Linked DNA regions of Mus musculus: all the other regions are linked to region 4. Evidence: chromatin loops called from intact Hi-C (ENCODE). Cell type or tissue: heart. All regions are shown on one strand.

Region 1 (8,000 bases), 240 kb after region 4:
CTCTTTGTCCATTTTAACAATGCTGTTTTTGAGACTGAGGATTGATCCAAGGGTTAGATGAGTGTCCCACCACTGAGCTACACCCCCAGACCTTTTATTTTGAAATAGGGCTTTATTAAGTCACCTTAATAAATGATGGCTTTGTCCTAGCTCTGAAGCCCAGGTAGCTCTCCTGCCACAGCTTCCTGAGTAGTTGGGATGACACCAGACTGATCTCTTTTGTTGTTTGTATTTTTGAGTCTGGCAGCCAACTTGCTGTGTAATTAAGGATAACCTTGCTTTCCTGATCCTCCTGCCTCTTAACTTCTCAGTGCTGATACTAGCAGGGTGCACCCCATCCCCTGGGGTAGAATTGCTAGAATGGAATACAGTGTTTCTTAGATGCTGCACAGTCACTGGACCAACTGAGCTTCCTCTCTGGTCCAAAGTAATGACTTTGGGAATAAATAAGGAAGTAGTTTATTATGAGCAGCAGGAGAATGACCATATGTGCCATTGTGCATGTGCAGAAGTCAGAGGACAAACTCTGCTGATGATCCTCACCTTCCATCTTATTTGAGACAGTGTCTTATTTATCATGGAAGATGCCAGTCTATCTGTCCTTCACCTTTCTGGGTGATTTTCCAGTCTCCATCTCCCATGTCTTTATAGAACTATTAGGATAATAGATGAGCGCTCTACTTCATCCATGTTTGTACAGGTTCTGGGGTTCCAAACTCAGGCCCACATACTTGTTCAGTGAGCTGTTATTTCTTGAGCCACAGCCCCTGCATCAGCTTTTATGCAGGGACAGAGAGAAACAGTCAGTAACTGTGTGTGCCAATTACACTGGCGGGCCCCACCAATGTAAACAAAATCTCCCCCAACAACAAAACAAAATCTCTTCGGGTGGGAGATGGTTTTATCGTGAGGGAAGCCAGAGGTGAGGCTTATTTTTTAAAGTTTATCTATTACTTGGATCATGGGCAGAAGTTAAGCTGGATGATTGATTATTCAAGGTCTAAGACAGTCCAAGATCAAAATGGCTCATGATCTGTGACATTGCAACATCACAGTGTTGGCTAAAGTCAAACCTTCTTAAGGCTGGTTGTCTCTGGAAAGCAACAGCTACACTCCTGATGTGCTGCTTTGAGCATTTGGTGCCTTCCTGCAACTGAATTGGTGTTAGTTGTTATTATTATTATTATTATTATTATTATTATTTTGTGCAGGAGCACATGACCATGTGTTCTAGTGTATGTGAAGGCAGAACGTCTATCTCTGGGATCATTTCTTAGGAACTGTCTTCACCCGTGGGACCCCCCCCCCCATGTGGGTCCTAGGAATTGAATTCTGGTCATCATGTTTTGTGGCAGGTATCTTAAGATATCTTGATCTGCTAATCCATTTAACTGGCTCCCATTTAAAAAATATTTTTAGCTAATGTGTGTGTGTGTTTCAGGGGTTAACTTGTGGGAGTCAGCTTTCCTTTCCCTCTGTGGGTCCTGAGGATTAAGTTTGGGTTGTATAGCTTGGTGGTAAACATCTTTATGTGCTGAGCAGGTAAACATCTTTTCCTGGTTCCTGACTGTTTTTTGAGACAGGTCTTTCACTGGGAACTGGCACCTAATTTTGGTTCAGCTGGCTGGCCAGAGTTCCAGGGATCTGACTGTTTCTGCCTCTGCAGTGCTGGGGTTATAAGAGTGCCATCACACACTACGTTTCTTTATGAGTTCTAGGGATTGAGCTCAGGTCCCTGTGTTTGTTTAGTGAGCACTTCACCTATTGAGCCATCTCTTCAGCCCTTTTGCTAATTAGTTTTTGATTCAAGGTCTCAATATGTAACCAGTGCTGGTCTCGAGTTCACAACCTTCCTGACTTAGCCTCTAGAACATTGAGATCACAGGTGTGTACTTGGAATCACTCCTTGATGATAGACAATGTTAGAAATTTTGTTTACATCAGACCTTTTACATCAGTCTTCTGGTGGCTTCTTGTTAAAAACCAAAACAAACCAATAACTCAGGAACTGGAGAGACAGAGTAGCAGTTAGGAGCAGTCGCTATTCTTTCAAAGGATCTGAGTTTGGTTTCCTGTCCCACCTAGGGTAGCTCACTCCAGAAGATATAACTCCCTACTACCAAATAAAAATAAGGTTTGGCGTGGGGCATACCTTTAATCTCAGTCCATGGGAGCCAAAGGCAGGTAGATCTCTGTGAGTTCAAGGCCAACCCAGGCTACACAGTGAGACCCTGTCTCAAAAACAAATAATTAAACAATACAAAACAAAACAAACACAAAAGAAAAAGGAAAAGAACAACAACAAAACCCCACCAGGCTTTGAGGAAGTGGCTGAGCTGTATAGTATTTGCCTTCCAAGAATGAAGACCTGAATTTAGAGGTTCTTAAAACACAGATTAAAAAAAAAAACAAAACAAAACTGGGTGCACGTGTGGTGGGTCATGCTAGTAATCCCAGAGTTTGGAAGGCAGAGATGGAAGTTCACTGGTGAACTCCAGGATCAGTGAAAACTCTTGTCTCAAAAAATATGGTCTAGAGGGATGTAAGAAGAGCCCTGATGTTGACTTGTGGCCCCTACAAGCACAGGCGCACTTGTATATGCATATCCACACCCACACATACTACCTTCACAGATGCACACACGAGTCAGGCACACAGTGGTGCAGTGCTGGAGCATCTGCACCCTTTTCATTTCCACTCAGATTCTCCTCTCCTCTCTGCAGCTACAGCACCTGAAAACCTCAGGGCCGTTGCACAAGCCCTGTATACCACGACACGTTTTCTCCCAGCTTGTCTTGACTGGCATCCCTTCCTTCAGATTTCAGCTTCAAGTGCTTTCTTTCCCCCATGGACACTTCTGAATCTACCCCCTCCCTCAACTCTTCACACAGGACATATACACCCACTCTACAAGGAAACAGATCATGCTGATTTTGTGTAACTGGAAATCCCTCATTATAGGTGACACGTAGATTCTTCCAGTGAACAAATATTTATTAGCCCATAGGTCCGTCAATAGATATGGGGGAGGCAGGTTAAAAAGCAATGACAAGCAAGACAATAAATAAGAATGTCAGGGAGGGGTATGTGCTTATGATGGAATGGATGGGAGAAAGGGACCATAAGAACTGAAGGGTGTTTGCAAACTCTGGTCAGGGTAGAAAGCTCATTGGCGCAGAGACTTAGCAAAGAGAAAGAGTGACAGTTGAGGGCAAGGTTGGGGAAAGGCTTTTAAGCAGGAGCACATTTGCATAATGCAAGGACCATGGGCCCGGTGCTAAGGATTGAACCCAGGACCTCATGTGTGCTGGGCAAGTGCTCTACCAAAGAGCCACAGCCCTAGGCTACTACTTAAAAATATTTTTGAAAAAGCATTTATTTATTTATTTATTTATTTATTTATTTATTGCGTGTGTGTACAGGCACCTTTTCTGTGGGAGCTCAAGATTGAACTCAGATCTTCAGGGTTAGCAACAAGTGCCTTTACCTGCTGAGCCATATTGTCAGGTCCACTCTTATTTTGTTTTCTGTTTATTTTATTTATTTTTAAAGTCAGGACCTCATGTGTTCCAGGCTAAGCTCCAATCCTGATCCCCCTGCCTCTACCTTGTGAGTAAAGACATTAAAGACCTGCTTCCCAATGCTTGGCTCTTTGTTTTAGCGCTCTCTCTCTCCTCTCTCTCTCTCTCTCTCTCTCTCTCTCTCTCTCTTTCTGTTTATGTATATGTTTGTATGTGTGTGTTTATGTGTGTGTGTGGTGTGGTGTGCTAGGCCAAAGGTTGACCTTAAGTGTCTTTCTCTATTGCTTGCCACTTTACTTTTATTTTTACCTTTTTTTTTACAGATATTGTCAAACCCATTGCACAGACCAGCAGCCACAGTCCGGGTCTGAGTGAACATGTGAAGCAAAGGATAGAGGACTCTGTACTGCACATATTCCTAAGGCACCGACAGGGTTAGCGCCTCATGATGTGGTTGAGCAGGGCTGCTAGTGAATGGCTTTCTTAGACATACAGCCACCTACTGGTATGTGTGTTGAAAATGGAGTTATGTCTGCTCTGATCCTATATGAAGTTTCTAACGTGTTTCTAGAAGCCTTGTTATGTTCTTCTAGAGTCATTTCCTTATTGATTTCTGCTGGAATTCAGTGCTGGGTGGAGGGGGCGCAGGCCAGGGAATACAGGCTGCCTGCATTGTGGACACGTGGCTGTGGCCTGGAAGCTGGTGCCTCCAAGCTGCTGGGCGGGAGCTCACTGGGGAGGGAACTTGTTGGGCGCCTACTAGCTCCTCGAGAGAGCCAGGGTTGGGAGAATCTCGTAAGACATTGGTAGCATAGGCTGTAAAGAAAAACAGAATCAAAGGTAAAGAATTAAAGTGAATTCCCCACGGGAGTCAAAAAAATAGTAAAAAGGAGTAAAGAAAGACAAAATGTGCTTGGTTGAATCTGGCATCTAGGGGCATATTGGGGTGTTTATGTCCTGGGGTATCTGGCGGCATTTCCAGACTTTAAAATTGTTATTTCGGGGTAATTTGGGGTGTCTAGATCTGGCGGAGATCTAGAGTGTGCTCCAGACCTTTAAATTGGAACCTCGGTGTTACTTGTGTTTGCTGCAGTCAGGAGGGGACCTGGGGGCGTCCCTAGGCTTTTAAACTGGAACCTCAGGCCTGTTTAGTGGTTTTCGAGTCAGGCGGGGATCTGGGGACCCCTAGGTTTTAAAATCGGAACTTTGGGACTCTTTGGGGGCGTTCGTGTCAGGTGCGGATATGGGCAGCTCCGGACGTTTGACAGGTGAGTCTTAGAGTTGTTTGGGTGTTTATGTTACACTGGTATCTGAGAACGCTTACAAGCTTTTAAATCGTAATCTTTCTAAGCCAGCAGTTCGGGGTGTTGGGATTGGAAGAATCTGAAGTGAGCCTCGGGTCTCTGAAGTTGCGGGTTTTACGGGGCAAGGGGGCAAAGGGGCCGAGGAGGCGAGGAGGCGAGGAGGCGTGGCGTTGCCAGCTCTGGCCACGCCTCCCCGAGCTCTGCTGGCTTTCTCCCCCTCCCCCCCCAGCGGGCCTCACTGGAGCGCACAGTCCCTTCCCTGTCTTAATCCGCGCCACCTTTTCCCTTGGCCCGCGCGGGCCCAGCTGACGGGCTGCGTTGTTTACGGGCTGGAGTCGAGCCCTAGCTCCCGCCGCCACCACCAGCCCAGGTGCCCTCCAGTGCGCGCGTCCCTCTGTCTCAGACTCCACACAACGCGACCCACCCAGAGCTGCACGGAGGGCAGAAGCAGGAGACCCGGACAGGAGACGCACCGCGGTGAGCTCTGGACTCTGGGATTGCGGGCACGGGACCGGGCCTGGGTGACCTGCGGGCCGCGCCACGGTGTTGCTTGCGGCCGAGGCCTCTGTGCTCTTCCCGGGACTGTCCCCAGGGCCCTCTAGGCTGGAGAGCTGCGGCCTGTGAGCCACGGGCGTGGAAGAGAAGGACGTGCGGCCCCGAGCGCCTCTCCAGAGACCTTCTCACGGAGTATGTCCCCAGTAGGCCGGCGTGGCGTGCTCTGATCGCCGGGGTCCCAGCACTCCTACTGCTATGGGCTTCGGGAGAGGATGTGAGACGACGGCTGTGCCATTGCTGGTGGCCGTGGCCGCGTTGCTGGTGGGCACAGCCGGCCACCTGTACCCTGGAGAGGGTAAGTCTGGGACAAGAGGCGATCACAGTATGTCGGGGACACTTCTCCCACCGCCCCAGCCAATCTAGAACCCTCACCCTAAGGAGTGAGGGTCGGGGACACCCCTCTCCACCGCCACAGCCAACCTAGAGAATTCTCCCTTTGGGCTGAGTAATGGGGACAACCCTTCCCATTGCTCCATACAACTTAGAGCCCCCCAGGCCCCACCAAGGAGTCAGGGTTACAGACACCCATTTCACCACTCCAGCAATATAGTCCTTTCACGAGAGTTGTGGACATTTCTCGTTCTTCTTCCATCAACCTAGAGCCCCCTCTCCACGGACTGAAGGTTGAAGACTCCCGTAGCGTCCTTGTGTCTATGAAGAGTCCCCTCCCTATAGTGATCATCTTTACACTGGGGAAGGGGAAGAGTGGGTTTGGTGGCCCTGGCCCTGCGTGAAACCCCGGCTGACCTTGGCCTTTGCTCACTGGGCTTGTGGCTCTGTACCCCGCGTGTGTCCATCTCGGGTCTGAGGAACCTTGCCCCAGTGCCCGCCCAGGCTTCGGGTGTCTGTCCCCAGTGCACCTCTCAACTGTGTCTGTTCTTTTCTCTAACCCCAAATCTGTCCTCTGAGGCTCTTTGAGGTTGCTTTAAGTAAGTATGGTTACTGGGTTGCAACAGATTCAGACATCTGAGCAGTTTAAACCCAAAGCCAGGGGTATCCTCTTCGACGGAGGACACTTGTTGGAGAATCGACCCCTTGTGGCTGCTATGTTTATAATTCTCTACTTCCAGATGTCTAGAGGCAAAGTCTGCATACCTTTGGCCCCACAGCAATCATAGTAACAGTAGGGGTAGTTTTCAGGATGGTTATAATTAGAATGATTATGAGTCTCCAGGCTGGTTAGCGCTAGAACCTCCCAGTGTTCCCTGGAGGCCAACATAGTTACATACCCATTTCAGAGAGGGCTAAAATGAGGTTCAGTTAGCCCATTTGTTCAGAGGCTGGTCTTATAGTTCTGTGCTTGGTTATGGCCAAGGCAGGAGGATAGCGAGTTGTTTGAAGCAAGCCCAGCTATTGAGTGAGTTTTGAGGCTAGTTAGACACTGTTTCAAAAAACATGCAATGACAAATGTCTTTTGAGTTACTGGTTCAGCTTTCTCTGAAAATGGAAATTAATTACAATAGGGAAGGGGTCAAGGAGAGAAGGAACTGCCACGCTTTTGTGAATGAGGGAGATGTGTGTGTTGGGAGGAGGGTGCAGGATTATGGAACAGGTTGGGTTGATCTTGTGGAGTGGGTCTGCTAAACTGGTAATGTCTCTGAGGCCCCCAGGATCCGATATACAGAAGGTACTCAATGAGGAATGGCCATTGGTTTGGTTTGTGCCCGAGTGCACGTGTTCGTGCGTGTGCATGTGTGTTCGCGTGTGCACTCCTGTGCCTGTGTGTTTGTAGAGGACCTAGGTTGACATCCAGTGTTTGTCTCTGTCACTTTCAGCCTTGTGTTTTGAGTCAGGGTCTCTCAATGAACCTTGAGTTTGCTGATTTGGCCGCACTGCCTAGCCTGTGAGTGCCAGTTCCCCCTCTCCCTTCACCTCTTTTTATCACTAGAGTTATAGATAGATGTATGCTGAAGTGCTGGCTTTTAGGTGGGTGTGGAGAGATCTGAACTCAGGTTTTCATGCTCGGGCAGCAAGTGCTTTGACTTACTGAGCCATCCATCTCAGTAAGTAAAAACGGAGCCAGTCCATGGTTTGGGTTCTTATTAGAAAAATCCAAGATTGTTAACATCTACATTGCTCTCTGAGGCCTTAAGGAAGTAGGGTTATGTTGTATATGCACCTGTGCACTTGGGCGCATAGTGTTGTACCTTGAGCTCTGCTTTTACATTTTTTGGTAATTGATTGTTTGTCCATGTCTGGACTTCCTGAGCCCAGGAGACAGAGCTTCTGGGGGCTTTTAAATATACATGCAGTGTTCACAAGGATAGGGCCTGGTGTTTGTTCCTCACCGATGTTAGAACCTGAGCAGTGCTGGACACATAGTAGGTGCATATAAACATTGTTCCCTAATGGCACACAGAAAGCCAAGACATTGGGGTTTGTGCAGTAAATATACTGGGTGTGTGGCCAGAGTGTAGCCCTCCCTGTGCACACACAAAATCCCTGGGTTTCATCCCTAGACTTACATAAACCATGTGTGGCGTTGTATGCCTGTCAGCAAGCACTCTGAAGGTATAGGCAGGTCTATCAGGAGTTCAAGGTCATCCTGGGCCAAGTTAGTGATTTTGAGGCCAGCCTGAGCTACGGGTGACCCTGCCTCAAACAACAACAAGAATAACAA
Region 2 (8,000 bases), 48 kb after region 4:
TCCAGGGTCAGGATTGGCGGATTTCAAGTTCTGAGCTTGGGTGAGCTCAGGGATTGACAGGTTTTTCTCTTCAGGGATTGATAGATTTTCGTACTCAGGAATTGGTGGGTTTCTGTGGGAAGTTCAGAGCTTGGAGGCTTTTGTTCAGACTTTACACCTACAATTAGCATCTAAGGAGGGTCCTGTTGAGGGGCTAGAGATGACCTTTGTAACTATTACAGATTTTGGAAACACCTTTATGACAGTTAGGGAGGTCTGGCTGAGGGGGCTGGCTACTTTCTTGCCACGAGGGATTACAAAATTTACAAAGTACACAAAGATTGCAAAGTATACAAAATTTACAAAGGGATTCCCCATACCAATATCCAATACCTAGGCTACATCCAACCTGTGTCTTTGGTTAAAGCGGTAGCTTAGTGGTTGTGTGTGTGTCTAGCATATTTGAGATCCTAGGTTCAGATCCGAGTACTATAGGGTACAGGGACAAAGATACAGACCTACCTTACTGGGTTAATGAATCTTGACCTTGGCTCCTGTCTGATCCCTCTGATCCCTTCTGGCCCTGGTTATCCCAGGGGATGGTCTTCTGGTCCTTTCTAGAGGTTAACCCAAGATGGTCTGGCCCAGGTCATTGTGACCTCAAGAGTACTCCCAGATAATGCTGTCACATAGGTGTGACTACCTCTGGGGGCAGCCTTGAGGATCTGGGATTGAATTCTGTCAGAGACTCAAACATGGAATTTGAGTTTTCAGAGCCTCAGTTTTGTAATCTGGGAAATGGTATGGAGAATAGTGATGAATTTAGAAGTAGATGTGTATGTGGGGGTAGGTTGGGTGAGAGTAATATTCTTCATGTTTTTCTGTTTATCTGTATCTTGACGCTGCACTCAGGCACTGATGTCCTTGAGTCCCTGGCCCCTTCTTGTCATTCTAGAGTCACAGACTGCCAAAGAGACAGAAACAGGCCTAGATACCAATATTTCTTTCCAGGGCACATTCCCAGTGATCGAATCATCTTTTACTTCCTTCACCCTTCCCCCCCTTTTTTTAAATGGGAGAGGTAGACAGTTTTTTGTTGTTGTTGGTTTTGTTTTGTTATTTCAAGACAGGGTTTCTCTGTATAGCCCTGGAACTCACTCTGTAGACCAGGCTGGCCTTGAACTCAGAAATCCACCTACAGAAGTGCTGGGATTAAAGGCATGTGCCACCACACCTGGAAACAGTTTTTATTTTAAAGTTTTATTTATTTTATTCATATGAGTACACTGTAGCTGTCTTCAGACACACCAGATGGGGGTATTGCATTCTATTACAGATGGTTGTGAGCCACCATGTGGTTGCTGGGATTTGAACTCAGGGCCTCTGGAAGAGCAGTCTGTACTCTTAACCGCTGAGCCATCTCTCCAGCCCTTCCTTCACCTTTTAAAGCAGTGGTTCTCAACCTGTAGGTAGTGACTCCCACAGGGCTCCCATATCAGATATCCTGAATATTGGATATTTACATTATAATTTATAACAGCAAAATTACACTTACGAAGTAGCAAAGAAATAATGTTATGGTTGGAGTTACCACAGCATGAGGAACTGTATTAAAGGGTTGCAGTATTAGAAGGGCTGAGAACCACTCTTCTAGAAACAAACAAGGGCTGAAGAGACGGCCAAGGAATTAATTAAGCACATATGTCTCCTCCAGAGGACCAAAGTTCGTCCAGCTCATAGCAGTCTGTAACTCTAGCTCTGGGGGATTCAATGCTTGTGCCCTCTGAGGCCACCCATACACTTGGTCTTGAGAGCATATGCTCACATGAGCACACAGCACCTGCATGTGCATACATGCACACACACATAAACACACAAAGAGCAGATGGGGAGAGGACACTGTCTGAATAGCTAGGCTGCCTACCAGCTGAGCTTTACGAATGCAGCTCTCTCAATCATCCTCCAGTCTGGGGTGGCTTTCTAGAGATTTTTTGCGTTACCCTGCTCCCTTAAGCAGCCTCAATAAACTCACTGCTTCACCATATCAGACCTGAGTGAAATAATTTGACCTGAGTGAAATAATTTCTTTGCTTGATTCTGGGTCTTTTCTTTTTCCTTTCCTTTCTTTCTTTTTCCCTCTTTTTAAAAAAATTATTTATTGTTATACACTATATATATATATAATATATGTTATACACACATATATTATATATATAATAAATAATATATACATATTATTTATTGTTATACACTATATATATTATATATATATGTTATACACACACACACACACACACACACACACACATATATATATGGCTCAGTGGTTAAGAGCATCGACTGCTCTTCTGAAGCCCCTGAGTTCAAATCCCAGCAACCACATGATGGCTCACAACCATTCATAGTGAGATCTGATGCCCCCTTCTGGTGCATCTGAAGACAGCTACAGTGTACTTATAATAATAAATAAATCTTTTTAAAAAAAAATACTGTTCTGGGGTCTGTGAATGTGGCTCAGTATAGAACATTAGCTTACCATGCAGAGAGCTCTGGGTTCCATCCCAGCACCACACAAACCAGACTTGGTGGCACACACCTGTCATGCCAGCACTTCTGAGGTTGAGGCAGGAGGACCAGGAGGAGTCCAAGGCCAGTCTTGGCTACAAATTAATTCAGTTGGAGCCCAGCTTGGACTACATAAGATCTTGTTTCAAAACAAATACTCAAAATACTTGTGTCTTCACTCCTCCAAACACAACAAAAAAACAAAACAAAACAAAGCAAAACAAAACAAAACACAGCTGGTTAAGGTGAATTCTCTGGGTGCCCTGCTCAGGTAGATATGGATCAAACACCTTTAGCGATCAACTTTTGTCCTTCCTGGAAGGAAGAGTGGAAGAGAACTTTGACTATTTTGTAGTTGTTTTTACACACACGCGCATGTGCACCACACCATAACTGTGGAGGTTAGAGGACAGCTAGCACCAGAGTGGGTTCTTACTTTCAACTATGCCAGTCCCAAGGATGGAACTCATGTCTTCAGGCTTGACCTACATGCGCCTCTACCAACTGTGCCATCCTGCTGGCCCAGAGCTCCCTATGTAGATCTGGCTAGCCTGGAACTCACGGAGAACCTCTGCCCCCTGAATGCTGGGATTAAAGGTACTTGTTCCCTGCCGAGCTCATTTTTCTTCTAAAGGTGCCTTTTAGCCAGGTAACTAATGATATCTAATATAACATATCTAATGATGTCTTGGAGCCTTGTGCCACATGCCTATCATCCAGCATTTGGGAGACTAAATAAGGAGTGTAAGGCCAGTTTGAGCACATGGTGAGTTCAAAGATAGCGTGAACTAAATGAAATCCTCAAAAAAAAAAAAAAAAAAAAAGAAAGAAATCTAATCACCCCTCAAAGAAAGTGAAAATCAAGATGCCTTGTGAGAGTACACCAGTCACAGATGCTCAGAACAGACAAACTGATAAAGCAGGTACATGAAGCCCACAAGTGAAGCTTTTGATTGTCCCCACTCCCCGCTCCCCCCCCCCCCCGCCCGTAGGCAATGAATTAATTTTTGAAACATTTTGCTTGCGGAGTTGCCTAAGCAGCGGTGGAGCGAATTTCAACAGGCTTAGAAGGTCATTCTGGGTGTCCGTGGGCAGGGAGGACAGACGTGGCAGTAATACATTTGCAAACTGGGTTCGGGCTAGCACGCCTACAAGGTAGCAGTACTCGGACAAAGGGCAGGCAGTTGCGCCTGCGCGGACCTTCGGACCTTTCCAAAGGAGTTTGACCCCGCCCTGGGTGACGTCACGACCGAGTTGCCATGGCTCTGCTGAACCGTCTGGCTTCCGCGCTGGAGTCCCACCGGGTCCGGGACCGCCTGGTGAGAGGAAGTCTGGGGCCTTGGCGGGACCGGAGTGACCTGGAGTTTGGTCAGGTCTCAGAGATGAGGAAAACAGGCCAGAGAGGGGGTCCTAAAGGGACCGGTGTCTTACATGACAGCAGGCTGTCGGCAGGCTGGTGTCTTACCTGAGAACTTCCTACCTCAGCCTCCCGAATTGCTGGGATTACAGGTGTGTGCCATCACACACAGCTTGAAACTAATCATTTCTGATAAGCAAGTGAAATAATAAAAGATCTGGGACTGTAGCCCACTGCATTCCTAGCATAGACGAAACCTTTAGGTCCTTCCTCAGCACCGCACAAACCAGATATATTGGCACAAGCCAGTGATCTCGGCACTTCTAATGGAAAGATCAGGAGTTCAAGGCCAGCCTGGGCTACAGGATACCCTGTCTCAAAACAAAAGAAACAAAGATACAAGGGCGGTGAGCCTGCTAAATTTCCGTGTTCTAAGTGTCTTACTGAATGGCCCCTCTCTAAAGTCTTCCAAGCAAATGGCTATTTTGCCACCTAGACTGCTTTTTCAGTCCTGCTAAAGGCAGAGCTAGGCGGAAGAGCCTTATGCCCCTGCCTGTGGGCAAAGGAGAGCCCAGGAGGTGGGAAATAGTTTTGTTTTCTGTCATTTCAACCATTGGTGAGCAAGCTAGCACTCTAATGGGACTCCCCATGGCAACTCTTCCCCCCCTCCCCTTCCCCTCTCCTCTCTTCCCCTCTTCTTTCTTTGTTGAAACAGGACCTTGTTATGAAGTTCTGGTTGCCTATAACTTACCTTGTAGTCCAGGCTGACCCTGAACTTTCTTGTCCTTATGCCTCAGCTCCCCAAATACTGGCTGGGATGACAGGTGTGCCTCACCACACCCGGCTATGTGGCACTTTTTGGATTTTGATGTCAAGCTCTCCTCTTAACTTCTGCCTTGCCTGGGATGTTGGCTCAATTGGTAGAGTGCTTGTGCATTGTGCACGATTTGGTCTCAGTCTCAAGTACACCAGATGCTTGTACACCTCTCATTCCAGAGTTTGGGAGGTGGAAACAGGAGGATCAGGAATTCTAATCATGACCACGGTGTCTGGTTAGCCTGGGCTACGGAGACCCCGTCTCAAATTAACAAATTAGAATAATGTTACATCTTTTAAAAAAGGAAGAGAGAACGAAAGAAGCTTTCAGTTTTAGCCAGATTAAGTGCCCCATGCTTGTTATTACAGCCTTGCGGATGCTGAGGCAGGGGCATGGCAGTGACTTGCTGGGCTATGCAGTGAGTGAGGTGAACGTGAGACCCAGCCTCAGCAACCAAAAGAAAGAAACAAAAGATAAAAACCTTTCAGATTGGGTTGGCAGTTTGATGACTCTTAGAACTTTCTGGGTTTTTTTGAGACAGGATCTCAGTAGCCCAGGCTGGCCTTAAACTTGGAGGTGATCCTCCTGCCTCTGTTTCTCAAGTACTGACAAGTATAGGCCTGATCCACCGTGCCCAGCAACTCTTTCCAGTTTCCATCCTAAAGTGTCCATGGCTGGGTGTGTGGTAGGGGATTGCAGCTCAGCCATGATTGGAACCATGGTAACCGATTCTGGTCTCCCACAGATCCGGACACTGGGGTATTGCTGCCAGCTGATCGGTGGGGTCCTAGTGGAACAATGCCCCAACAGGTCCGAAGTGGGAAGGCGCTTGCTGGTGGTGTCAGCCCAGTTCAATCATTGCAGGACTGTCTTGAGACTCTTTGATGACCTGGCCATGTTTGTCTACACTAAGCAGTATGGCCTGGGAACAAAGGTAATGGTTAATGGGGCTGTAGGGAGAGGGAAATTGAACTTCCCAAGGATCAAGAGCAGTGGCTTCCATGGATGTTTTAAGGGCTTGCTCCAAAGTGCTTCCTACTGGGTGATCTTACTATTTGTTATGGTAGTATTGGCCACAGAACTGGAGCCTTGCACATTTTACTTAAGCACTTTACTGTTAAGCTACATATACTGCCCCTCAGTGGAGGATTCTAGGCAGGGGCTCTGCTGCTGAGCCATACTCCCAAACTCACCAGGCAGGTAAACTGATCATCTGAGTTTAGATGGACAGAGAACACTCCCCCCCCCCCCCCACACACACACTTCGAAAGTCCCCACATCAGGGGTGGTGGCCTACACTTGTAATCCTAGCACTTGAGAAATAGAGGCAAGTGGATCTGAGGTTTAAGATCTGGGTTAGGGAGATAGTTCAGTCGGTGAAATAATTGTGTAATCCTGAGAACCTGAGTGTGATTCCCAAAACCCATGTAAAATAAGCTGGGGGTGGAGGCCCACATTTGTAATCCCATTTTGGAGAGGCACAGATGGGAAGATCCTTGGGGGAATCCCATTTGCCCAGGCCGCCTGGCCTATTTAGTGAGCTTCAGGACTGAGAGAGAGACAGTCTCAGAAACAAACAAACAGGACAGACTGTGCACATGGCTCAGTGGATAGAGTGCTTGATGCACAAGTATGAGGACCTGAGTTCGAATCTCAGGCCCACATACATCTTGTTAAGGTAATGCCTCTGACAGTAGCATTTCTACAGGGAGGTGACATGTGCAGACAGGAGAGTCCCCAGAAGCATGAAGGACAGCTAGCTTGGTGAGAGGAGTCGGGAGAAAGACTGTCCCCATCAAAATAGAATGCAAGGACTGATGGCAGTGAGCTTGTCTTCCAACCGCCACACACATGCTGTGGACACACACACCTATACTCTCACACCCTCCCTATGTTGACACCCCTCCACTAGGGGAATCACAACTGTCTATAACTCCATCTCTAGAGAACATCACACCGTTTTCTGGTCTTCAAAAGCACTTGCACTAATGTGCATATAACACACACACACACACACACACACACACACACACACACACACACACACACACACCCTAGAAGTCAATCGCATATAGAGTGATTTTGAGACCAGCTTCAGATATATGAGACCCTTTCTTTAAAACAAAATTTGTGGAGCCAGACAGATGGCTCAGCGATTAAGAGCACCTGTTGCTCACAGCTGCTCACAAATGCCTCTACCTCCAGCTTCCAGGGTTCTCATGCCCTCTTCTGGCCCTGGAGGTTACTGCGTACATATGGGCGTGTTTATATGTGTGCTACAGGCACAAAGAAGTAAGTAAAAATTAAGTAACAGCAACAACAAACTTTGGTGTCTAGCCCTGTCCTCCTGCAATGTTTGTGACTTAGGGTTTTGACAGCTCTTGAGGAGATTCCGTTGCTTAAGTTGAGGGCCAGTGAGCTGTCCAGTGAGCATGAGGAGAGGAAGCCAGGCCTAGCTCTTTTCTTGCACAGCTGTTAGCAGTAGGCTGTACTGCCCAGGCACCAGAACACAGACTGTGGTCATGGGGGAGGCTTGTGGGGTCAGAATGGGACCATCCTAGATGGGTAGTGGGGAGGTCTGACTTGCAGGCCTGTCCCCACCCCTTGATTTTATAGGAGGAGGACATCTTCATCCGATGGCTGTCTGTCCTGAGTAATGTGACTGACCAACTGTACTATCCTTGTGAGCATATCGCCTGGGCTGCCGATGCCAAGGTCCTCCGGGTGGACTCTGCTTGGTGGTGGACACTGAACACAGCCCTCTGGACTCTCTCTCTACTTCTTGGAGCTGTCAAGTAAGTGATATCTGCCAGAGGGGCCACCTGAAGTCCCCAATGGCTGTTACCTCAGCAGAGGCCCAAAAGTTGGCCACCCTTCACGTATTAGAATCTCTTTCCTTATATTTATTATTTTTAACTCTGTGTTTGAATGTTTTGTCTGCATGTATGTCTGTGCACCCTGTGTGTGCAGTGCCCCATGAGAAGCCAGAAGAGGATGTCATATCCCTGGAACTGGAGTTACAGTTGTGAGCTGCTGTGTGGGTGCTGGGAACCAAAATCAGGTACTCTGCAAGAGCAGCCAGTGCTCTCAGCTGCTGAGCCATCTCTGCAGCCCCCCCCCCCAATGTTTATCCCTCTGTTTTGTTTCTGGTAAGGTAACTGCTGTAAAAGTTGGCTACAAATGGGATCATCTAAACAACAGGTCATTTAGTTCACAGTACTGGAGGCCAGAAGCTTGAAATTAGCTCCATGGTGTAAAGTCCAGGTGGGGCAAGGCCAGGAC
Region 3 (8,000 bases), 110 kb before region 4:
AGACCAGGAGAAAAGTATAGGAGAGATACACAATGGACCAGGAAGAAGAAAAGGGAGAGGGAGGCTCAGACCTTCTAGACAAGGTAAGAGGGCTCTGGCTGACTCCACCATCCGCTTCTTGAGGTCTCGGCACCTGTAATTGACAAGATTAATTCATTTATAGGGCATCTAATTAGCAAGCAAGTCTCTGGAGTCCCCTGACCCAGTTACTATAACACACAGGGGGTATAGGTAGGAGAGTATAAGAGCCCCTCCTCAGGGCAAATGAATGGATTCTTAGTACTGTCCCCCAAGAGATAGTAGGTACTAGGATTTAGGGGCACTTCTGAGCCCCATTTCCCTGGTAAGTGTCCCAACCCCCCAAATCAACCCAAGCCTGGTCTCAATCTAGGACAGTGGTAGAATGCTGTCCCTAGAGTCAGTACCATGTGAAATTGTGCTGCAGGCAGGGGCCCCAGGCTGGGAGGTGGGGGTTGGGGGAGTCAGGGGCAGGTCAGGGAAGGAGACTCAGGTTTCATTTAGAGAAATTCTGCAGACCCGTGAGGACTATGGTGAGAGCAGAGATGGGAAGGCAGGCACTGTTTCGGGTGGATGCTGTCTGGAAGACAGGGAAGGCACAGACCAAACTAAACCAATCACGTCTGTCCCCAAGGCAGGTTCACCGGACCAGGAAGGCTTCTTCAACCTGCTGACCCACGTGCAGGGCGATCGGATGGAGGAGCAGCGCTGTTCCTTGCAGGCTGGGCCAGGCCAGAACCCAGAAAGCCGTAAGCAGGGCGTGATTGGGCCGTGTGTGTGTGTGTGTGTGTGTGTGTGTGTGTGTGTGTGTGTGGCAGGAGTGCTGGGGTTCTGGGATCTTGTGGATCTTGGGACTCAGGATGGGGTCTGTATTCATGCCTGCCTGTCTCTGCTCCAAGCAGAGGGTGGCCCTGCTCCAGAGATGGACAATCTCATGGATATGCTGGTCAACACCCAGGGCCGCCGCATGGACGACCAGCGTGTAACAGTTAATTCCCTGCCTGGCTTCCAACCTATCGGCCCCAAGGTAGGTGATGTCCAGATTACCTGTGAGACTCCACATAGCTCTCTAAATCTATGACCTGTCTCTAGGCAGGAAAGGAGAGGACCCTATGAACACGTAAAGTGCTATGGGCTTAAGGTCAGGTGGCAGGACTCATGCTAGTGCAGAACTATGGCTGGAAATTACAGTTCCTGCTCCAACATCTGTATATTTGGGAGAGGCCACAGGGAGAAAACAGGCAGTTTTCCTGGAAGGCATATGAATGCATACCCCTATAAATCAATGAAGAGTAGGGCTTCTGTTTGGGAGTGTTTTGCTTTATTGTTTTTGAGACAGGGTTTCATGTAGCTCTGGCTGGCATGTTCTCCTACATGTGCATCCTGGGTTCTGGGATAACAGGTGTGAGTCACCATGAGTGATGTATGTGGGTAGGGATAGAACCCAGGGCTTTGATGCAGTCTCTATCAACTGAGCTCCAGCCCCAGCCCTATGTCTGTGTACATTAGCATACATGTTTAGAGCTCCGGGCACACGTGTGCACACGCAGGTGGAGGCCAGAAGTCAATCTCCTGCCCTGGGAGCTTTCAGTGCCCTGGAACTCCAGGTAGATCAGGCTCTCTAGCTAGGAAGCCCTTGGGATCCTCCTGACTCTTAAGCACTGAGATTACAAGTGCATAAACCCACACCTGGCTTAAACTCAGGTCTTCAAATGAGCATAGCAAGGATTTCAATGACTGAGCTATCTTCTCAACTCAACTGTTTGTTTGTTTGTTTTAGTATTTAGCTTTGAACTCAAAATAATCCTCCTGCCTGTTTCTTGAGTACTGGGATTACAGGTATACACTAACAGGCCAATGTCTGACCAAATACCACCACCCTAATTAGCAGACGAAAAAAAAACATTGTTTGGAGGCACTTCTGACTTGCACTTTCCTTGGTCCCCTCCCTCCGTCTGACCCTTCTTCATCCCCAGGATGGAATGCAGAAACGACCTGGGACCCTCAGCCCTCAACCCCTGCTCACCCCTCAGGATCCTGCTGCACTCAGCTTCCGCAGGAACAGCAGCCCCCAGCCCCAGACACAAGCTCCTTGAGAGTTCTAGCCATCCTGGGCCTCCCACTGGCCCCTGAAAACAATAAAACACTTGGCACTAGCAACAAAGAGTTGAGTGTGTGTTATTTTCTGTGGTGGGGAAGGGAGCTGGGACTTGAGGAACTGAAGGTCTCAGGAGCTCTGCTGGGCAGCTTGAAGAAGTCTCTCTTCTTTCTGCTTCCGGATCTTCTGCTTAAATTCTTCTAGCTCCTGGCGCTGGAATGGGGAAAGGGGTGTGATGGGAAGGAAGGAAGAGTACAGGCCTCACAGCCTGGACTCACTCACACTATCCTCCCTTTGGCTTCAGAGTTCAGTATCCACACTGGGAGCCCCATGCCAATCACAATCACTGTACAAGTGAGTTCAGCTTCATCCCTCGGGGAAAAGGTAATATGTGACACCATTTGTGCCCTCCCCTCTTTTTAAGATGGGGTCTCATATACTACAGGCTAGCCTTGAGCTCACCAGGCGGCAGAGAATAGCCAGAATTCTCAATCCTCTTGCATCCATCTCCTGAGTGCTGGAATGCTGGAATTACAGCTTCCTCTCCTGTCTCCCTCTCTCTATCCCCATGCAGCCCAGGCTAGCTTCAATCTGATACTCCTCCTACTCCTCCTTCCAAGTGTCCGTAGGTATACACCATCACAAACAACAAGAAACCTTTATGGAGACAAGGTCTCTAGCCCAGGCTAGTCTGGAATTCCTACTCAGTCTGCTGCTTCCACTTTCCTACCTATGGCTGAGGGTGAAATCTTTATTCCAAGCCCAACTAGGTAAGAGTGACTCAGCTCCTTGGGGAAAACAGGTTACTGACCTGACCCTCCTTCTCTCTTGGCCACAGCTCCCTCTGTGGAACAAAGTCACAGGTGAGAACACAAGGCAGGAGAATCCAGAGCCCCACATCCACAACAGGGTTGACTCATGAGAGGCAGACAATGGATCTCAATAGCAAGTTGGTGCTTCATACCCTCCCTTCCGCAGGAATTATCCATCAAGCACTTTGATACCCACCTTACGCTGGACAACATAGTCCTCAAACCACTCAGCCTGATTGGAGATCCAGAACATAACCACGGGGAAAGTGAGGTAGAGGGACATCTGTAAAAGCAGAGGTGGGTGGAGCACAGGGAGATTGCAGGGAAGCCCAAAGGACAGGTCCGGAGCTCAGCCTCAGGGGCTCCCCGGGAACCCCAGAAATCCTACCCGGAGAACAGAAACCTGGCACCTTAAAGCCTGGTTTTCATGATCAAGCAGATTTTACTCGTAGTAGTTCTGTCCACGACTCCCTTCCACCACCACCACACACAAACACACACACACACACACACACACACACACACACACACAGGCACACGTGCACGAAGGATGTAGAAGAGAGGGAAAGGAAGAGAGAGACTAACAGTCCAAGGGTTCCTACTACAAACACATATCCTTGAGATGTTATTAACTCCCAATCTGATACCCACCCGTAGCATCTCATATAGAGGGCCCTCTTTTTTTTTTTTTTTTTTTTCCAAATATATTCTCCTACTTCTAGAAATCCTATCTGAGACCCATCATGAGCTCTGGGCTCTCCTTCTGGAAACCCCACTCTGGATCTGAAGCCTCCCTTCCTTGAACCACCCTCTTCAGCTCTCCCATCTCTGAGACGCTTCCCTCCATTCTAAGCCCCCACATCTAGTGCTCCTTCTGCTGGGGTGCCAGTACAAGTCTCAGACACTTTCTCTGTGGAACGCCTCCCTGCCTTGCGCTTCTCTCACTTCCAAGATCTATTTTCATTTTCTGAAAGACCCCGGGTCCAGACGTCCAACGCCTAGAACTCACTGACCCGAAACACCTCCAGCTTCACCCCCATCTCGCTCTTCGGTTTTACGAAGCCACTTCCGCCCAAAGTCGACTGTCCAGTAATGCAAAACCTCATTGGTGCTGCCCAAGGGCCAATACGGAAGCGGAGTGGTCAGGAACCCGGGTCTGTGACGTCATCTTCCGGCGCCCCTTTGCTTCCGGTCACTTCCTTAACCACTCAAAATTTAACAGAGCAAGCGGTGCTGTCAAAGTGCGGTGCAGCCAATAGAAAACGGGTCTGTCTCGAAGAGGGCGGGCCTTCTGTGCGTGACGCCACTAGAGCGCGACTCTCGTCTGTACCTGGAGAGCCAGGAAGATGGTGGTGATGGCGCGAGTTCCGCGTTCCGAGCGGCCGGACCTTGTTTTTGTAAGTCTGCAGCGAGGTGGAGGGTGATTCGCTAGGGAAGATCCAAAGCTGGATACCTTACAGGATCGGAGTCTGGCTCTCGGGGGGGGAGGGCGGGGGGGGACTAGACCCCAGTCCATGGGGCGACATGTCAAAACACTGATCAGACCGGGAATAAAGAACCGTACGTACCCTCATGGCTCGAGTGAGGAGCTGCTGTTGAGGTTAAGAGGCCAGGAGGGGAATGAGAGTGAATCGACGTGGATTTTGATAGGCATAGTGACCGGCTAGTGTTCTGGATTCTGGATAACGGCTTGATGCACTCATGGAGATCACCGGTATCTGCCACCTGAGAAGAGGCTGGGGAAAATAATAAGTTAAAAACTTTAAAACTTTGGGTTGGGTGTGGTGGTGAATGCCCTTGATCCCAGAACTTGGGAGACAGAGGCAGGTGGATCTCTGTGAGTTTGCGGCCAGTGTGGTCTATATAGTGAATTCCAGGACAGCTAGAACAAATAGTGAGACCCCTGTCTCAAGAGCAACAAAACAAAACTTTAAAATGTTATTATACAGGCCAGGTATGAAGATAGGTGCGGTGGTGATAGTGTAAGCGTGAAGGATCAAAAGCCTGATGTCCGGGAGGAAGTGTGTGGTGCCTGGATACAACCAGCTGTCCATGACAGCGGCCAGGCCTCTGGCCCTAGTGCTGTGAGACGCTAGGGATTATGGGAAGGGCATAAGAGAAAATAATGGATGGTGAAGATATCCAAAACTCCTTGTATATATGTATGAAATTGTCAAAGACTTCTTAAGAGTGTGAGGATTGGGGCCAGGGAGTGAGATTTACTGAACAAAGCTGATATCTGGGCAGAGTCTCCTTAACAACTAAGAGATCTGTGTGGGCAGTTGAGTGCTGAGAGCCAGAGGTCTAAACTAACACTCTATCTAGCACAGTAGTTTGAAACCTTCCTAATGTGTGATCCTTCAATACAGTTCCTCATGTTGTGTAACTGCCAACAATAAAATCGTTTTCATTGCTACTTCATAATTGTACTTTTGCTACTGTTATGAATCATAATGTAAATATCTGTGTTTTCTGGTGTTTTTAGGCAGCCCATGTGAAAGGGATTTTTTTGGTCCTCAAAGGCATAGTGGCCGTAGATTGAGAACCACTGCTTTAGCTAATATCTGGTGATCCAGCTTCAATAGAGGAAGAAATCATGTCTGGGACCTTGTTGTGTTGTGTCCGTTTGCTTGTTAAAGATGTATTTTTAAAATTATGTTTATGTGGATGTCTTTGTGTGGGTATGTGCATGTGAGTCAGGTGTCCACACAGGCCCTAGTCTAGAGTTATAGGTAATTATGAGCTGCCTGGAATGAGTGCAGTCCTTTGCAAGAGCAGTACATACTCTTCACTGTTGAGCCATGTCTCCAGCCCTGTTTGTTTTTAACTATAGCGTGTATTGTAAGTGCATGGGCTGTGTGTGTATGAATGCGCATTGACCAGAAATAGACATGAGCTGACTTTCCGTTGCTCTCCATCTGACTTTTGAGACAAAGTCTTCTCACTGAACTTGAAGCTCACTGGCGGGCTAAATGGCTGGCCAGTGAGCCCTAGGGATCTAGGGACCTGTTTGTGTTTGCCCAGCACTGGGGTGTATAGATACATAACGCGATGCCTGGCATTGCCCAGCATTGGGGTTTTTAGATACATACTGCCATGCCTGGCATTTACGTGAGTGTTGGAGATCTGAACTCAGGCAATCATGCTTGTGCGTACCAACTGAGCCATCTTTCTACTTCTTTTTGTTTATTTGTTTGTTTGTTTTTAATTTTAACATGTGTAAGAGGCAAGTCATGTGCCTGCCACTGTGTGCATGTGGAAGGTAGAGGACAACGTAAGGAGTTGATTCCTTCCTACCATGGGACTCAGTCTCAGTGGCAGGTGACTCTACCCACTGGGCATCTCACCAACCTCCCATTTGTTTTATTCTTTGCCTCTGAGATGGTGGGAGTATAGACTTGCACCACTGCCTTTTGAAAGGGTATGGAGTTTTTGTAGAAGCCTAGAGTTTGGGGCTAAGCCCCAGGATGGGTTGTGACTCTACTGAGACTAAAGACAGGCTTCTCGTCTCCCCTTCCCTGGCCCTGGCAGGAGGAAGAGGACCTTCCCTATGAGGAAGAAATCATGAGGAACCAGTTCTCCGTCAAATGCTGGCTCCGCTACATCGAGTTCAAACAGGGGGCCCCCAAGCCCCGACTCAACCAGTTGTATGAGCGGGCACTCAAACTGCTTCCCTGCAGGTGCAAATGGCCCTCCCTGTGCTACCCTGCTCATCAGCTCCCACCCCTCTACACCCAGTCACAATACAAGTGACTGTGTGTCCCAGGTGAATGCTGTGTATTCCTTTACTGAAGCACAGCCCCTGATAGGTCACACCTTCCCTCATGTCCAAGCCTGTCCCTTCCCTGTGAGATCTCTTGCCCCTCCTCAGTCCCTTTTTCACCACAGTTGCCTCTAGAACAAAGAAAGGGTTCTGGGGTTCCATAAACCCATCTTATCTGCCTTTCCTGCTCTTTAGCTACAAACTCTGGTACCGATATCTGAAGGCACGCCGGGCACAGGTGAAACATCGCTGTGTGACTGATCCTGCCTATGAAGATGTCAACAACTGCCATGAGAGGGCCTTTGTGTTCATGCACAAGGTAGGGATCTGGAGAGGGGTGTGCGGGCAGGCGCACTCCTGGCAACTATTTCCCCAGTGAGATGTAAAGGGGTATCTTCCTCTTCCTCATAGTGCTCCAGCAAAACAGGGCACAGGTCCACCAAAGTGTTTTATCAGCTTGAGGAAATAATGACTCTCTTGGGCTTATTTACAGAGCCTGGGTGGCAGGTGATGACCCCTATTGCTTCCCTGCTGCCCCTGTGCCCTAGATATGAAGTGTAAGGAAGCTATGGAGCCTGTGCCTCAGACCCCTCACTCCATTATTTTCAGATGCCACGCCTGTGGTTAGACTACTGCCAGTTTCTCATGGACCAGGGAAGGGTAACACATACCCGCCGCACCTTTGACCGTGCCCTCAGGGCACTGCCCATCACACAACACTCTCGCATCTGGCCCCTGTATCTACGTTTCCTGCGCTCCCACCCACTGCCTGAGACTGCTGTGCGAGGCTACCGTCGCTTCCTCAAGGTGAGCACCATTGAAGTGACCAGTTCCTAGGTAGGCTTCCAAACATGGCTCACTGGGATAGGGACCTTCCCAATATGCAATAAATAGGCTGCAGGAAGAGGCTCCGATGAATAGGTACAGTTTATTCATGGTTTCTTTCTTTGTGAGTGTGTGTTGTGTATTTATGTGTGTGTGTGTACACCCATGTATGTGGAGGCCCAACGTTGACACTGATGTCTTCCTCGATCAATCTTTACTTTATTGAGGCAAGATCTTTTAGTGAACCCAGACTAGATTTAGCCAGTTCTAGCTAGCCCCACAGATCCCCTTTCCAGTGCTGTCATAGTTACCCAATGTTTATGTGGGCTCTACAGATCCAAACTCCAGTCCCCACACTTGCAAGGCAAATGCTTTATACCCTGAGCTAACTCCCTTTATACCCTGAGCTAAGCACTGTAACTTATTATCTTTAGTTTTCAAGTCTTTAGCTTTTAGCTTATGCCCACTTCCCAGTGGGCACAGA
Region 4 (8,000 bases):
GTGTGTGATGTGTATGTGTGTGGTGTATGTAGTGTGTGATGTGTGTGTCTGTATGTGTGTGAGTGCTCAGATGCTCTCTACCTTATCTGTTTGAGACAGGGTCTCTCCGTGGTGTGGAACTCACTGCTGGCCAGTCAGTGAGACCCAGGGATCTGCCTGTGTCCAGCTCCCCAGGGCTGAGATGGCAAGTAAGCTATCATACCCAGATATTTTCCTAAATATGGTTCTCAAGATTAGCCCCAGATACTGATATTTGCAAAGCAAATAGTTTACCAACAGTCTTTCTACCAAAATCATAAAAAGGTCTGTGATAAATACACTCTTGAAAAAGACCTTAGGGTAGACCTCATGATGCAAGAAGATCCCAGAACCATCTCTTAACTTACAGAGATCCCTGGAAGAGCCTTCTCAAAGACACTGATAAACATCTGAGATAATGTTCCTAAGTTTCTAATGCAAAGGAATTATTTTCTTTCCTTTTTTTTTTAGATTTATTTATTTTATTTTATTATATATGAGTACACTGTAGCTATCTTCAGACACTCCAGAAGAGGCCGTCAGATCTTGTTATGGATGGTTGTGAGCCACCATGTGGTTGCTGGGATTTGAACTCACGACCTTCGGAAGAGCAGTCGGTGCTCTCAACCCCTGAGCCATCTCACCAGCCCCAGGAATTATTTTCTTAAAAATTCAAATTTATATCTGTTTATCTAGTGTGTGTGTATGTGTGTGTGTTGTGCAGGTCAGAGGACAACTTGAAGGTAAGTTTTCTCCTTTCCCCATATGGGTCCTAGAGATGGAGCTCATATCTCCAGGCTTGATAGCAAGTGTGTTTAACCACTGTGCCATCTTACTGGCACACAAAGGAATTCTTAAAAAGGGAAGCATGACGGGCATAGGCTGTCATTCCAGTTACCCAGGAAGCTGAGAAAGAAGAATCACACGTTCAAAGCCTGCCTGGGCTATAGAGAAAGTTCAAGGCCAACCTGGATAACTAAGCAAGACCTTGTCTCAAAAAAATAATATAGGGCTTAAGTTTAGCTCACTGGCAAAAACGTCTGCCTACCATGGTCAGTCTCTGAGTTTAACACTGTATACTGCAAAGTAAGTTAAATAAATTGGAAAAACAAAACAGTAGAGCCAGCAAAATGGCTTGTGGGTAAAGGTACTTTCTCCCAAGCATGACAAACTGAGTTCAATCTGACATCCACACAGTGGAAGGAGAGAGCCAACTGCCATGCACATGCTAGGAGATGCCAAGCAGGGCGTGGTGACGCTCGCCTTTTATCCCAGCCCTCAGGAGGCAGAGGCAGGCGGATTTCTGAGTTTGAGGCCAGCCTGGTCTACAAAGTGAGTTCCAGGACAGCCAGGGCTATACAGAGAAACCCTGTCTCGAAAAACAAAACAAAACAACAACAACAAAAAGAGTACATGCCCACATACAAACACATACACAGTAAATACATTCTAAGTAATAAAAAATTCAAGTAAAGTAGGGGTTAGTGATAGTTCAGTGGCAGAATGCTTTCTGCAAAAAATGAGTGAATGAATAGGGATGTGGCTCAGTTAGCAGCATGATTGCCTGGCATGCAAAAAGCCTTGAATTTAATCCTCAGGATCATATAAACTAGGCATACTGACACATACCTATAATCCCAACATGAAGGAGGACTTGAAGCCCAAAATCAAAACAAACCCAAGCAAATAACAACAATGACGACGATGACAACAACACACAACAACAACAACAACAACAACAACAACAACAACACACACACACACACACACACACACACTATGTGAGCTAGCCCCCACAGGGCAAAGAACTATACAGGGTGAACAACACAGACAACTCCAAGAGAGATGCTTTCCTGTGTGGATAGAATGATTTCCCTGGAGAACAGAATTTCGAAACAGCCCCTCCACCTAGTCATGCAAATATCTGAGATAACTGCAACATGCCGCGTTGAATAAACTCTCCAATAGGTGTAGATTCCTAAATATACGGCAGATAGCTTCCAGAAACTGGGAAACATTATGAGACAAGCCTTAAGCGACCAGCACGCCCACACCGGAAGTGTCATGTCTGAGATGGCAGAACCCTGAGATAGCCCCTGCCAACTGAGGGCCTTGAGATGTCCCTCTACTATGGGAATATTTCCCAGACAATCAGTATGTTTCAAGAACTTAGAAATGCAAAAACTCCGGTGTGAGCTGACCCGTCTCATACCCAATACACTCAGAGTCTGCCTTACTTCTTGGCAATGTTAAGCATCTTCAGTTTCTTCTTCATGCGGGGCCGGGAAGTGGTGGAGACTGATGTGTCCACCAGGGAAGAAGTGGACTGTGACACCTGGGAGAATTTAGAATATTGAGTCAATTGGAGGGAGAGGAAGGAGAGCTCTAAGGAGATCTAAGAAGGCAGAGAGGGTCACTAACGTGTAAATAGGAAAGGGCTGGGCTGCTGTGGTCAGCCAGACCAGCAGTAGGTCTTGGAACTCACCTTCCGCATAATCTTCCGGCCATAGAAAAGCACTTTGTCCCGCTTCCGGAACCGATACCGGGGACCCTCCGGGGCTGGAGTTTCTGGGGATTGGGGACGGGGAAGGGGGTGGAGGGAAGATGGTGCTTTGAGCTCCACGCAGGCTTCAACAAATCCCCACCCCAGCCGCTTGGTTTCTCCAGGTTTTGCAGCTTCCCCTCCATCCCTATAGTATTCCCTCAAAGGTTCCCCCCGAATCCTCACTCTGCACCCGCAGCCTTCGCACCACCAAGAGGATGAGCACGGCGGTGACCAGCACCGCCACTCCGGCCCCGATCATCACGCCCAGCACCTGCGGAACGAACGGCACAGGCTGGGCAACGCATATCCGTCTCCCCAAGCCCTCCTCCAGGGTCTTTTGAATCACCTCTGCCCCGGAGGAGGTTGTATTCAGTTCGTGACTCGGTGTCCCCATCTGCAGAATGGGTCAATGCGGTTTCCTTCCCATCCCCCTACGTGGGGGGAGCAACTAAGCCTTCCGAGAGACTAGGTCTCCCGCTATGCATGCCGGGAAACGTAGTTTCACCTGCACATGCCTGGTTCTCGGAGAGAGAATCGCGTGGTGCACGGCAAGACCGCCGGGAGTTGTAGTCCGGTACAAAAATTCCCCAACTCTTACCATTCCGGTTTGCAGTGGGGCCTCCATCGATTGTTTCGGACTAGGTAGCAGGTCTTGTAGCCTGCAGTCCTGGAAATCGAGGAGCAAAAGGGACCAGAACAAGATGTCAATCAAGCCTACCCAGCAGCGCCTACAGGCTCCTTACCCCTAGCTCGTCTCACAAGCCACGCCCCCTAGATACCTTTGGCTGGAGTGACTCCTCCATTCGCCGGGGTTGGGGTGAGAGCGTCTAGAGGGGTACTGCTAGACAGAAGGATAGGGGCAAGTTGATTTCCCCGCCCAGATCAAGGGATGAGACCAGCCCCCAGCTCTTTGTCCTACTTCACTTATGCATAAGGCGGACCAGACTCCGTAACGTTTTCATCTGCACCCTGTGGCCAAAAGGGTAGCCGTCCTGGCACCCACAGTCAGCAGCTCGCTGGCAGGTGCCCTTAAGCCATGATCTCTTCTGGCAGTGGTTCCTTCCTTAGCCTGGCCTTCCGTATGTCTGACTACTCTTGATTAACCAACCCTTAGGCGAGACCCCTTCCTACACCCTGTAAAGACGCGATGTCTCACTCCAGAAGAAACCAGGACCTGTAAGCCAGGAGGCTGAGGGACAATTGGACTTTGGGCTCCTGACCCAAGCCTGGGCCCATCAAGGAAGCTGGGGCGTGCACTGGAAGCACTGCTGTGCAATCTATTGAAAAGGGGGCTCTAGGGCCATCGGAGTAAGATGAGCTCCCAAAGTGTTATAGGCTCGGGCTTGGAGATTTAACTGTCACGTAAAAGGAAAGTTACCGGGTCTCGCGGTGCGGAGCATCCCTGGGATTAGTGAAATGATGCAGGATGTGTAACCAGGGACGCCGGAATTGGGGGAGGGTAGGAGGAACGACGCACTGGAAAGTTACTGAGATCCGGAGATACACATAACTACTTAGGAGTCTAGGAGCTTCCAGGAAGATACCGGGGAAGGTAGGAACGCTACCGGGACTCTCCTGGGACGCTGGAGATCTTTCTGATGCCTTTAGACTATTATTAATGGGAATTTAGAAGGATCGCAGGGCCCTGAGATGTTACCTGGAAAATTGTTAGATTGACTACTTCCATTCCGTACTCCAGGTCGCATCTGACTACCGATGCGGAAACACCGGGACAAGGAACTTAGGAATGGGGGTGGGGTGGTATTGGAGCATCAAAAAGTCGGGACCTACCCGGAATCAGGACAAATCGATCCGGGGCAAAGCTGAAGCTCTCTAACAGTCCTCGAAGGGACACCTTTGCTCGGTCGATGGAAACTCGTACCATTCAGGAGCTGCAACCAGGTCCACCCAGCTTCGGCCAACACCCCTAGTTTTCTGCCCGCTGCCTCAGACGCGGCACCTTTAAATTATTCCGCTGCAGGACACGCCCCATCCCCGCCTCCCGCCATGCTTGGAAGGTCGCACTGCGCCAGCCATGCCTAGTGTGGCGGCCTCTTAAAGGAGCTGACGATTTATGAAAGGGCTGCCTCACCTGTTACAAATTAGACCACCGCATTTACATTCCCTTTTATTTAACAGCCGCCCTACATGCCCTCCCTTTCCCCTGTGTCCGATTCGATCAGCCCAAGCCCTCACAAGGCCTGTCAGACGCAGATCTTTTAAAGCAAATTCTAAAAATAAATAAGCTGGGGTCCCAGCAGTACATGGGGATAAAGTCTAGTGGCAATCATCTTGGATCAGTTCACCAGCAGCGAATGGTCCTCCGGGGAGTCCCTGGAAGAGAGAAATGGAAAAAAGAGGCACCCAGTCTCTCTGGCACACACTTCTTCCCCCAGCCTCTAATCAATCCACAACCCAGATCTGGGGCTCCAACCTTCCACAGCAGCAGAAAAGGCTACAAGCTGAGCCACTGCCACGACGGAACTTGCCAGATGTGGGGCTATCCTGGCACTGCTCGATGTAGGCCTGGAGCTCACTCTTCTCTGTGCCAGTACCTCCTGGGTGCTGGAAAGAGACGATTCCCCGAACTCAGCATGAAAGATGGTCCTGACCTCTAGTGCTCTTTAGGTCCGGCCAACTGGACATCCTGCTGTTGCTCTGATGTGACCACTCTGGGTCTCATTTCTGGACCTTTGCTTTGTGGCTTGCTTCACTGTAGAAATCTTCCCTATCCCCGGATGTGGCCGCAGGTCTCAGGCTCATTGGTTCAGTGCCTTCTGCTGCGGGCCAGAAGCCTAGACTGGTATTTAGTAACCCAGCATCTCAGCTGGAACAGTGTAAAAGAGTTAGTGGGCATAAGGCCTGAACTCCTGCATCCACGGGTCCTGCGTGATATCCAAGTGTTGCAGCGAGACTCAGTGTGGCTGCTTAGGGCCTGGGTGACAGTAATGTACCTGTGGTAGAGCTTCTATCCATGTGGGAAAGAGTGCACACATCCACTGCCAGTGCCTCAGAATGAGGCAGAGTCCCCGAACATTCTCCCTGTGACTTCCTGGCACCACTGCTATTTCTCCAGGTCCTTTCTGCCTCCCAGTCTTTGGATGTTCCTTTCTACAAGTATGCTCTTCCTCGGGCTCCCATCTCCTCAATCTAGAATTCTCAAGAGATGAAGGGAATGTCCCAAGCAGCCACCTAGCTGCACTGACTTTTGGATAGTTATGTATATTTGCCTTGTGTGTGTGTGCATGTGTATGTGTGTGGTGTCTTATAGGGTACAAAGAAGAAGTAGCATTCCTGCAGGCTGTAGTTTCCTAGATGAGAGCACAGAGGACTGTGGGGTAGCAGGGAGGCAGAATTTACCCAGCAAACATCTTGTAAGGAGTCTGGGGGGCTGGGTATCAAGGAGAATCAAGTGGTCATTGTCTATCTAGTGATAGTGAGGAATATGAATGGTCTGTGTATGGACAGCAAGTAGCAATAGGTATAGAGGAAACATGGAGGGTTGTACAGGGGGACCCTGTTGTCCCTGCTGTAGTTGGGTATTAGGGTGGTCTTGAAAAAGCCCCTAAGCTGAATGTGTGTCTCAGCTGGTAGAGTGACTGCATAGTATGCAGGAAGTCCTGATTGCTACCCCCAGGACCACATACAATGGAGGTGATAGTATGCATCTATCTATAAGCCCAGCTCTCAGGTGGTGGACACTGGGCAGACGTTCAAGCTCACTCTCAAAGGAAAGATCTTAACAGACATGTGAGAAGGTTCAGAGGGGAAATAAAAGTTTTGCCATCAAACCTGATGACTCCACATGGTGGACGAAGAGAGCTGATTTCCACAAGTCGTCTCTAATTTCCAAACACACTGTGCTGTGCACAACCTCCTCTCACCCCTAAATAAGTAAATGGTTTTTAATAAAAGATGGTATGAGAGAGGGAGGAAGCCAGTGAGATGGTGTGGCAGGTAAAGGCACTTGCTGCAAAGCTGGTAACTTGTGTTCAGATCTATGATCCATACAGTGAAGGAGGAGAACCAATTCCTGTGGTTTGTCCTCTGATACATGTAACATGCATGCACACGCACACACACACACACACACACACACAGAGGGGGGGCACATACACACACACACACACACACACAGAGAGAGAGAGAGAGAGAGAGAGAGAGAAAATACTGGCACATTTTTGTACCCATGAGGGACCATGGGAGCCCGTCCCTTCCTGCCCATCCAACTGAATCCAGTTATGGTACATCCTAGGCTACTCTTCCAGGATGACTCAAACAACCCCAACTACTCCAAACCCAGTTCCTGGCCACTCTTCCTTTGGACTTTATATAGCTTCTGAGTCTTACCTGTTCCAACTATTGTGAAGCCAGGACAACTTTGTGAAGCCAGGCGACTCTTGGAACTCAGGGCTGAAAATGTTCAGGGGAGGGGAAGGGGAAGCCAGGACTCCCAGGGAGGAGATGGTAGAGATGGCTGACCTTGATGGTGTCATAGGCGCCGGTGATGAGTGCAATGAAGAGGCTCAGCACCATGTAGATGAAGAGGCTGATGAAGGAGTAGAGGTACAGCTGGGAGAAGAGCCACACCAGGCTGCTGTGACCCTGCTGGGCCTGCATGGCCGCGAACGTCACAAACATGTCGTCTCCGTTGATGAGTGAGAACAGACACTCAGAAACCATGGACAGCGAGCGGAACTGTAGGCAGTGAGGTAGGTGAGAAGATACATGAGTGGGGGGGGGGCTGTTGGGCTCACTAGGGGTCAGTGGGCAGGAAGATGGCAACTGGGCCCATCTGAGGGTCATCATATCAATACAAGGTCATGGAGTCAACAGAAAGGTCACAGGGTCAAGGGCTGGTTCCTCAGAGGGGCTGACAGGTGGAGTAACACAAACAAGACAGTCATCAGTGACCACAAGAATGACCAAGTTGTAGAGTCAACGTCAGGAGCATTGAGGGTCTGAAGGGACAGAACACAAAACTGCTACAGGGTGCATAGCAGGCGGCTCAGCTGGTAAAGTTCTTGACTAGAAAGCATGAGGTTTCAAGTTTGATCCCCAGCACTTACATAAAAACCTGGGTGTGAAAGCTTGTAATCCCAGCACTGGGGAGGTGGAGACAGGAGGATCCCTTGGAGCTCACAGGCCAGCTAATTTATCCTAATCATGAGCTACAGGCCAATTAGACCCTGTGTGGATATTTTGCCACCTGCTTTTAATCCCAGCACTCTGGAGGCAGACATATGCATGTCTGTGAATTTGAGGCTAGCCTGACTTGTACAGTGAATTCCAGGATAGTCAAGGCTACACTGTGAGACCTTGTCTAGAAACAAAACAAACCTATTAGGTGAATGAATTTTTAGAATGATAGTAAAGGCTGACCTGTGGCTTTCACATACATGTGTATACAGAGTACATACACGTACACACACACACA

Evidence for each region. Peaks named below come from ENCODE experiments on the same cell type or tissue, not always from the same donor. Only the 100,000 strongest peaks of a DNase experiment are listed, where the experiment ranks them.
Region 1: a loop joins it to region 4, with 4 times the contacts of the local background. A loop is called at or near these places in 2 of 42 quality-filtered maps.
Region 2: it touches region 4 in a loop (2.8-fold over the local background); 3 of 42 quality-filtered maps call a loop at or near these places.
Region 3: a loop joins it to region 4, with 8 times the contacts of the local background. A loop is called at or near these places in 10 of 42 quality-filtered maps.

The regions. Positions count from the first base shown.
Region 1 is chr8:3,276,704-3,284,703 of GRCm38, reverse strand. It overlaps Insr (insulin receptor), which reads left to right and starts at 5,087. Exons shown (of 21, transcript NM_010568.3): 1 at 5,087-5,675. The coding sequence starts at 5,576. In heart, CTCF peaks have their summits at 4,099 and 6,419 (motif pointing left); DNase peaks (open chromatin) are centred at 4,223, 5,103 and 6,083; H3K4me3 peaks cover 2,644 bases; H3K27ac peaks cover 1,952 bases.
Region 2 is chr8:3,463,435-3,471,434 of GRCm38, reverse strand. It overlaps Pex11g (peroxisomal biogenesis factor 11 gamma), which reads left to right and starts at 3,787. Exons shown (of 5, transcript NM_026951.3): 1 at 3,787-3,863; 2 at 5,464-5,652; 3 at 7,335-7,513. The coding sequence starts at 3,804. Tex45 (testis expressed 45) reads right to left here and starts at 573. Exons shown (of 9, transcript NM_029598.1): 1 at 502-573. In heart, CTCF peaks have their summits at 2,404 (motif pointing left) and 6,947 (motif pointing left); a DNase peak (open chromatin) is centred at 3,784; H3K4me3 peaks cover 1,699 bases; H3K27ac peaks cover 1,608 bases.
Region 3 is chr8:3,617,553-3,625,552 of GRCm38, reverse strand. It overlaps Xab2 (XPA binding protein 2), which reads left to right and starts at 4,257. Exons shown (of 19, transcript NM_026156.2): 1 at 4,257-4,325; 2 at 6,460-6,608; 3 at 6,887-7,010; 4 at 7,301-7,498. The coding sequence starts at 4,275. Pet100 (PET100 homolog) reads right to left here and starts at 4,002. Exons shown (of 4, transcript NM_001195244.1): 1 at 3,942-4,002; 2 at 3,125-3,211; 3 at 2,928-2,960; 4 at 1,318-2,329. The coding sequence starts at 3,968. The coding sequence ends at 2,246. Pcp2 (Purkinje cell protein 2 (L7)) reads left to right here and starts at 517. Exons shown (of 4, transcript NM_001129804.2): 1 at 517-551; 2 at 653-767; 3 at 921-1,045; 4 at 1,995-2,184. The coding sequence starts at 549. The coding sequence ends at 2,114. In heart, no CTCF peak of the experiment used is centred here; a DNase peak (open chromatin) is centred at 4,122; H3K4me3 peaks cover 2,546 bases; H3K27ac peaks cover 1,186 bases.
Region 4 is chr8:3,511,911-3,519,910 of GRCm38, reverse strand. Mcoln1 (mucolipin 1) reads right to left here. Exons shown (of 14, transcript NM_053177.1): 12 at 7,046-7,261; 13 at 4,998-5,128; 14 at 4,679-4,897. The coding sequence ends at 4,861. It overlaps Pnpla6 (patatin-like phospholipase domain containing 6), which reads right to left and starts at 4,500. Exons shown (of 35, transcript NM_001122818.3): 1 at 4,355-4,500; 2 at 3,343-3,401; 3 at 3,162-3,230; 4 at 2,747-2,834; 5 at 2,504-2,586; 6 at 2,256-2,353. The coding sequence starts at 3,366. In heart, no CTCF peak of the experiment used is centred here; DNase peaks (open chromatin) are centred at 3,060, 3,320, 4,040, 4,550 and 1 weaker place; H3K4me3 peaks cover 3,137 bases; H3K27ac peaks cover 2,875 bases.